Regions from separate parts of the Homo sapiens genome. Here region 1 is linked to region 2. A link is a contact called in ENCODE Hi-C or POLR2A ChIA-PET data. All regions are on one chromosome and are shown on one strand. The core of a region is the stretch at or near the end of the contact, and the rest is flanking DNA. Distances in the headings are between cores, read along the strand shown.

Region 1 (3,316 bases), core at 17-2,516, 42 kb before region 2:
CTCAGGTGATCCACCTGCCTCGGCCTCCCAAAGTGCTGGGATTACAGACATGGGACACCGCGCCCAGCCTCATCCTCCAGTCTCTACCCTTCTTCAATCTCTTGTGAGAATTGAGGGGAAGGGTAAGTGAGGGGGTGAGTCCTGGAAGGGAGGAAGACAGTGAGAGAAGGGCAGGGTCCTGGCAAGCAGTAAGTGCTCAACAGATGTTGGTTAATTTGCGCCTGACTCAGTCTCTCCCATAAACTTGAAAGCTCTTTGAAGGCAGGGGCCTTGCCTCATACTTTTTCAGTATTTCTCAAAAGTCCTGGACATCAGAGACCACCCCATGGTTATTTGATCACTTCAACACACACGTTGGTTATGCGGTCACAGCGGCTATTATGATAAAAACAGGCTCTGGAGTGTGACTTCAAATGCTGGCCGCTGACGAGCTGGGCTGTCTGGAAAATTACTTCACCTCTCTGAGCCTCGGGTGCCTTATTTACAAAATGTTCATGGCAGGGCCCACTTCACAGGGCTGTGAGGATTACAGAGGATAATCTGGGTGAGGCGCATCAGCCCCAGCGCCGCCTGCCACAATTCTATCCGGCCCCACATATGCATCGTCCATAAGCGTCCGGCCCCTGCATTCTCGCTTTTCCACGTGGCCGAGGTGCACACCCCAACCCACTGGGCCAGTCTCCCCGCCCTCTTACCTGCTCTTCTTTCCCGACTCGTCTTTAATACCCACCAGGAGCCAGTCGCCGCGGGCCTGGCTCTGTGGTGGCAAGTTGCATGGGTTCTCCCATCAGGACCTCCCGATGAGCCTACGAGGTCGGTTCTATTACTGTCGCCACTTCAGAGGGAGGAAACAGGCCCGCAGGGTTGGGGAACTTCCCGAGGTCACTGAACTGGTGTCAGGCCCAGATTGGAATCCAAACACATCCCAGCCCATGCCCGGCTCCCCAGCGCCGGCTCCCAGGCGTCTTCCCGGGTGCCAGCGGCACCCGCATCCATTCAAATGCTGCCCAGTCCCCGCTCCTCAGTCGCTTCCCTCTACTACGCGCCCGCATCTCCCCCCGACCCCTCAGGGTCAGGCCTCTCGGTGGCTTTTCCTTTTTCTCTTCCAGAAACTAAGGGGTGAGACCGACGTTTGTGTGCCGGACGCGTGCAGGTGGCGGCGACGCTCCCGGGAGACGCGGGGGGAGAACCAGTCTGTGCGCGCGGCTGTGAGAAGCCCCGACCAAGCTTTCCACGCGCTTGTTTCGGGCAGCAGAGGACGCGAGGGCCGACTGCGTCCCCAGTGCGCAGGCTCGGCCGGGGGCGCGTAATCAGGCAGCCCAGCGGTCCCTTCAAACCGAGGCAGGGAAGCTCTACGTCTTGGGGGCCGCATGGTGCCGAGAGCGCAGACCAGACCCGCCCCGCCTCTCCGTGCCACGCACGCGCTCGGCTCCGCGCTTAATGGTTAGTTGGGTAACAGCCCGCGGTGCCCTAGTTGCCCGGGTGGGGTCGGAGGGACCCTCGCGGGAGGGGAGACCACGTCTCCAGGGGGTGGGAGGCGGCCTCACTGAGGGCTTCGCAGGCAGCTGCGTGACCTCGGAGCGCGGCGCTAGTGGAGGGGCGGCCAGGTGGTGTGGCCACCAGCTCCCGGAGAGGAATGTGGCCAGGTGACCTGGGGTAATCACTTCATCCTCACAGGAAATGCTTTTTTTGTCTGGAAGAATAGTGACTGGGCTGTAAAAACAAATGCCCCTGCCTTCAGGCTCTCTGGGCAAGATATACCCCCTTGGGAGGTGACTGGGGCTGAGCCGAGGTGGGGTTTGTTTTGGGGATTGTGGGGTGCCACCTGTAACCTTCTAATCTTTAAACTCTATTTGTTCCTCTTCCTTTAATTAAACCTGACAAATAATTTTCCCCAGTTCGTGATTCCCGTGACCCATGACTTTGCTCTGCCCATAGAAATTCTCTTCTAATTCCTTCCCCTCCCTGTTCTCTGCTTTGTAGTACGTGAACCTTATTATTATTATTATTATTATTATTATTATTATTATTATTATTATTATTATTGAGACGAGTCTCGCTCTGTCGCCCAGGCTGGAGTGCAGTGGCGCGATCTCGGCTCATCGCAACCTCCATCTCCCGGGTTCAAGCAATTCTCTGCCTCAGCCTCCCGAGTGGCTGGGATTACAGGTGACCACCACCATGCCCGGCTAATTTTTTTGTATTTTTAGTAGAGACGGGGTTTCACCATCTTGGCCAGGCTGGTCTTGAACTCCTGACCTCAGATCCACCCGCCTCGGCCTCCCAAAGTGCTGGGATTACAGGCGTGAGCCACCGCGCCCAGCCGAACCTTGTATTATTTTTGTTTGCTGTCTCCTGTAACAGATTGTAAGTTTCTGTTTTTCTTTCTTTTTTTTTTTTTTTAGACAGAGTTTCGCTCTTATTGCCCAGGCTGCAGTGCAGTGGCGCGATCTTGGCTCACCTCAACCTCCGCCTCCCGGGTTCAAGTGATTCTCCTGCCTCAGGCTCCCGAGTAGCTGGGATTACAAGTGCCTGCCACCACACGCAGCTAATTTTTTGTAGTTTTAGTAGAGATGGGGTTTCACCATGTTAGCCAGGCTGGTCTCGAGCTCCTGACCTCAGGTGATTCAGCCTCCTCGGCCTCCCAAAGTGCTAGGATTATAGTTGTGAAGTGCGGCACCTGGCCCAAGATTGTAAGTTTCTCTAAGGTAGTGAACGTCATTGTAGTTCCCATAACTACATGGTTAACACATGGTTAAACAGAAGTAACAGTGGGCATCTTCAGTTAATTTTGGGATAATTATTGTGACCTGTGGGGTACCCTTCCGTTGTGGTCGCAATCAGTCGCATCAGTCACATTATTTAAATTAGCGCCAAACTTTGTCTTCAGTAACTCACTTCAAGATGCAGGCCTGGCTGGGTGCGGTAGCTCACGTCTGTAATCCCAGCACTTTCGGAGGCTGAGGCGGGCGGATCACGAGGTCAGGAGATCGAGACCATCCTGGCTAACATGGTGAAATCCCGTCTCCACTAAAAATACAAAACATTAGCTGGGTGCGGTGGTGGGCGCCTGTAGTCCCAGCTACTCAGGAGGCTGAGGCAGGAGAATGGCGTGAACCCGGGAGGCAGAGCTTGCAGTGAGCCGAGATCATGCCACTGCACTCCAACCTGGGCCACAGAGCAAGACTCCATCTCAAAAAAAAAAAAAAAAAAAAAAAAGATGCAGGCCTTTGGCCAGGCGCGGTGGCTCACGCCTGTAATCCCAGCACTTTGGGAGGCGGAGGTGGGCAGATCACGAGGTCAAGAGATAGAGATC
Region 2 (3,317 bases), core at 199-2,698:
GGATATGATGGCTTAGCTTGGGCTCAGAGGCCTGACAGTTACCCACTCACACCCTCACTGCCACCACTCACAATCAACCATAACACATGCTACCCTGCAGAGGAGACAGCCTTGACTTGCAGAGGCATGCATTCTCAGGGCTTGAAAACCGGCTCTGTCTCCAGTTGCCAGAGGGACCTCACGCTGACCTTCAAGAAACCTGGAGAGAGGGGCCAGTGTGTGGGCACACAGGACATTCCCTCCCCAGAAGGCCTTTTCTTGGTCTTCATTTCCCATCCCCTAGCCCAGATACGGCAATGTGGGGCGCCCTCGTGTGGGCAGAGAGGCCCTGCAGTCTCTTGGCAGGATCCCGGCTCCCTTTGGGCACCCACTCATCCCTCCTCCAGGCTGCCCACTCCCTGCATGTCAGGGCACCACTCATATTACTTCCAGCTGGCCTCCCTCAAACCTAGATTCTCTTTTTTCTTTTACCTCTCACTGTTTTCATTATTGATTGATTGATTGAGACATAGTCTCTCTGTGACCCAGGCTGGAATACAGTGGTACAATCATAGCTCTCTGTAGCCTGGAACTCCTGGGCTCAAGCAATCCTCCACTTCAGTCTCCTGAGTAGCTGGGACTACAGGTGTGCACCAGCATGCCAGGCTAATATCTTAAAATTTTTAAATTTTTTTTGTAGAGTTAGAGTCTCGCTATGTTGCCCAGGCTGGTCTCAAGTTCCTAGCCTCAAGCAATCTTCTCACCTCGGCCTCCCAAAGTGCTGGGATTACAGGTGTTAAGCCACCACACCCTAGACCCCCACTCATATTTTAAAGTTCAATATTCTATGCATATCAAATAATTATGTATTAATTATTTAATCTTATGTATCAAATTATCCCCAAAATGTCTTGACTTAAAATAGCAAACATCTATTACCTCACACAGTTTCCTAGGGTCAGAAATCCAGGAACAGCTTAGTTGGAAGGTTGTGGCTCAGTGTCTCGTGAGTTTCAGTCAAGATGTTGGTCAGGGCCGGGCGTGGTGGCTCACACCTGTAATCCCAGCACTTTGGAGTCTGAGGCGGGCGGATCACCTGAGGTTGGGAGTTCAAGACCAGCCTGACCAACATGGAGAAACCCCGTCTCTACTAAAAATACAAAATTAGTCAGGCGTGGTGGTGCATGCCTGTAATCCCAGCTACTCGGGAGGCTGAGGCAGGAGAATCACTTGAACCCAGGAGGCAGAGTTTGCAGTGAGCCGAGATCACGCCATTGCACTCCAGCCTGGGCAACAACAGCGAAACTCCATCTCAAAACAAACAAACAAACAAACAAACAAACAAACAAACAAACAAAAAGATGTTGGTCAGGACTGCAGTCATCTGAAGGCTGGGAAGGATTCACTTCCAAGATCACTCACACAGCTGTCCTTGGCAGACTTAATTTCTTGCCACTGGGCCCTCCCGGTAGGCTGCTAGGAACATAGCAGCTGGCTTGCCCCAGAGCGAATATGCCAAGAGACAGCAGGCAAGAGAAACCAAAATAGAAGCCATGGTGTCTTTTAGAACCTAATTTTGGAAGTGACATACTATCACCTCTGCCATATTCTATTGCTGACACAGGCCAACCCTGGTACGATGTGAGAGGGAATATGAATTCTAGGAGGGAGGAAACATTGGGGTCCTTTTCAGAAAGGAGATACCACAAAACATATTTTTAAATGTTACTTATAAAACAAAATACGATCAACACCCATGAGCCCATCACTCACGAGAACTAGAAATCATATAACTTGCATCGTCCTATATGTGCCTTTTCCTCCACCCCTCTGCCTCCCTGTGGAAGAGGTAATTGCCATTTAAATTTGTGTTTATCGTTCCCTTGCTTTTTAAAAATTTTGCCACATCGGTACATATGTCGAAACAACATTTGTTGTTAGTTTTGCATTTGGATCTTTATAGAATTGATTGGCTCCATGAGTCAGGGGTCTGAGCCCCACTTGCTCAGGGCACCCTCATTCACTCTCCAAGCTTCTATAAAATGCTTCCCTCTTATTCCCCAACTCTGGTAGCTGCTTCTTGCCTTTCTTCTTTCTGGGTGACCTCAGCATTCTTTATTTATCCATTCTCTTGTCTCTCAATCCTTTTCTCCCCAAGGCTAGCCATAGAATCCCTCTTCCCCACCAAGTCATTGAAACCAGCACCTTTTCCCCAAAGCCAGCCATAAAACCAAAAATCATTAATCTAACTTTGCCTCTGCCTTTCTGTGTAAAAACTGGTCATAAAGAAATTACCTGACCTGCCTTGTTTGACTATGGGTTATAAGACCCCCATTCCAGAGAGGGTCCTGCCCCACATTCAGAAGGAAGGAATGCAGGAATGCGTGCTCTGAGAGGCCAAGAAGAATCTAGACAGACCGGCCCTGCTGGGATTCCCCACTCAGTCTGTTAGCGTTAGATCGTACTCTTTTTGTCCAATCATACTTTTTTTTTTTTTTTTTCCTGAGACAGAGTTTCACTCATTGCCCAGGCTGGAGTGCAATAGTGCAGTCTCGGCTCACTGCAACCTCCGCCTCCTGGGTTCAAGCAAGTCTCCTGTCTCAGCCTCCTGAGTAGCTGGGATTACAGGCATGTACCACCACACCCGGCTAATGTTGTATTTTCAGTAGAGATGGGGTTTCTCCATGTTGGTCAGGCTGGTCTCGAACTCCTGACCTCAGGTGATCCGCCTGCCTTGGCCTCCCAAAGTGCTGGGCTTACAGGAATGAGCTACCATGCCTGGCTTTTTTTTTTTTTTTTTTTTTTTTGAGATGGAGTTTAGCTCTTGTTTCCCAGGCTGGAGTGCAATGGCGCAATCTCGGCTCACTGCCACCTCCGCCTCCCGGGTTCAAGGGATTCTCCTGCCTCAGCCTCTGGAGTAGCTGGGATTGCAGGCATGTGCCACCATGCCCAGCTAATTTTGTATTTTTAGTAGAGACGGGGTTTCTCCATGTTGGTCAGGCCCAGTCTTGAACTCCCGACCTCAGGTGATCCACCAACCTGGCCTCCCAAAGTGCTGGGATTACAGGTGTGAGCCACCGTGCCCAGCCTGTCCAGTCACATTTCTACATAGCTGTCCATACTTTGTTGAACCTCAGCATAAAAATGGACAATTTCCTCTGTATCTTTTGGGTCTTTATTCTGAAGTCTGCCATGTACACATTAAATCTGTTTGTCTACTTTTTCTCTCACTAATCTGCCTCTTGTCAGTGATTTTCAGCAAAACTTCAAAGGACGAAGGGGAAATGTTCCCTTGTCCCTGCAATTTGTACAAACACTGTTAATCCGTATCCTCTCCC

What was found. A loop is a pair of places that touch in the nucleus more often than their neighbours do. ChIA-PET counts read pairs that join two places held with the same protein, here RNA polymerase II (POLR2A). Pooled maps may share reads with other maps.
Region 1: a map of Caco-2 shows a loop between it and region 2 (6-fold over the local background). The contact joins the promoter of LINC01357 here to the enhancer-like site in region 2. A Hi-C loop is called at or near these places in 3 of 168 maps with a recorded cell type or tissue (Caco-2, endothelial cell of hepatic sinusoid and endothelial cell of umbilical vein), 1 of 37 single-sample maps with no recorded cell type and 3 of 50 pooled maps. POLR2A ChIA-PET finds 5 or more read pairs at or near these places in 10 of 52 experiments (Caco-2, GM12878, H1 and 4 more).

Annotation. Positions count from the first base shown.
Region 1 is chr1:112,847,807-112,851,122 of GRCh38, reverse strand. It overlaps LINC01357 (long intergenic non-protein coding RNA 1357), which reads right to left and starts at 1,266. Exons shown (of 2, transcript NR_189282.1): 1 at 696-1,266. It overlaps LINC01356 (long intergenic non-protein coding RNA 1356), which reads left to right and starts at 480. Exons shown (of 7, transcript NR_103746.1): 1 at 480-1,443; 2 at 2,073-2,169.
Region 2 is chr1:112,806,387-112,809,703 of GRCh38, reverse strand. No RefSeq gene overlaps it. Among named protein-coding and RNA genes, the nearest start is that of LINC01357, 42 kb to the left of the region's middle. RefSeq lists enhancers at 35-314, 30-551. Within about 2 kb of position 1,448, at least 3 of the 41 ENCODE cell types and tissues checked have a DNase peak (open chromatin) inside an H3K27ac peak, as active enhancers do.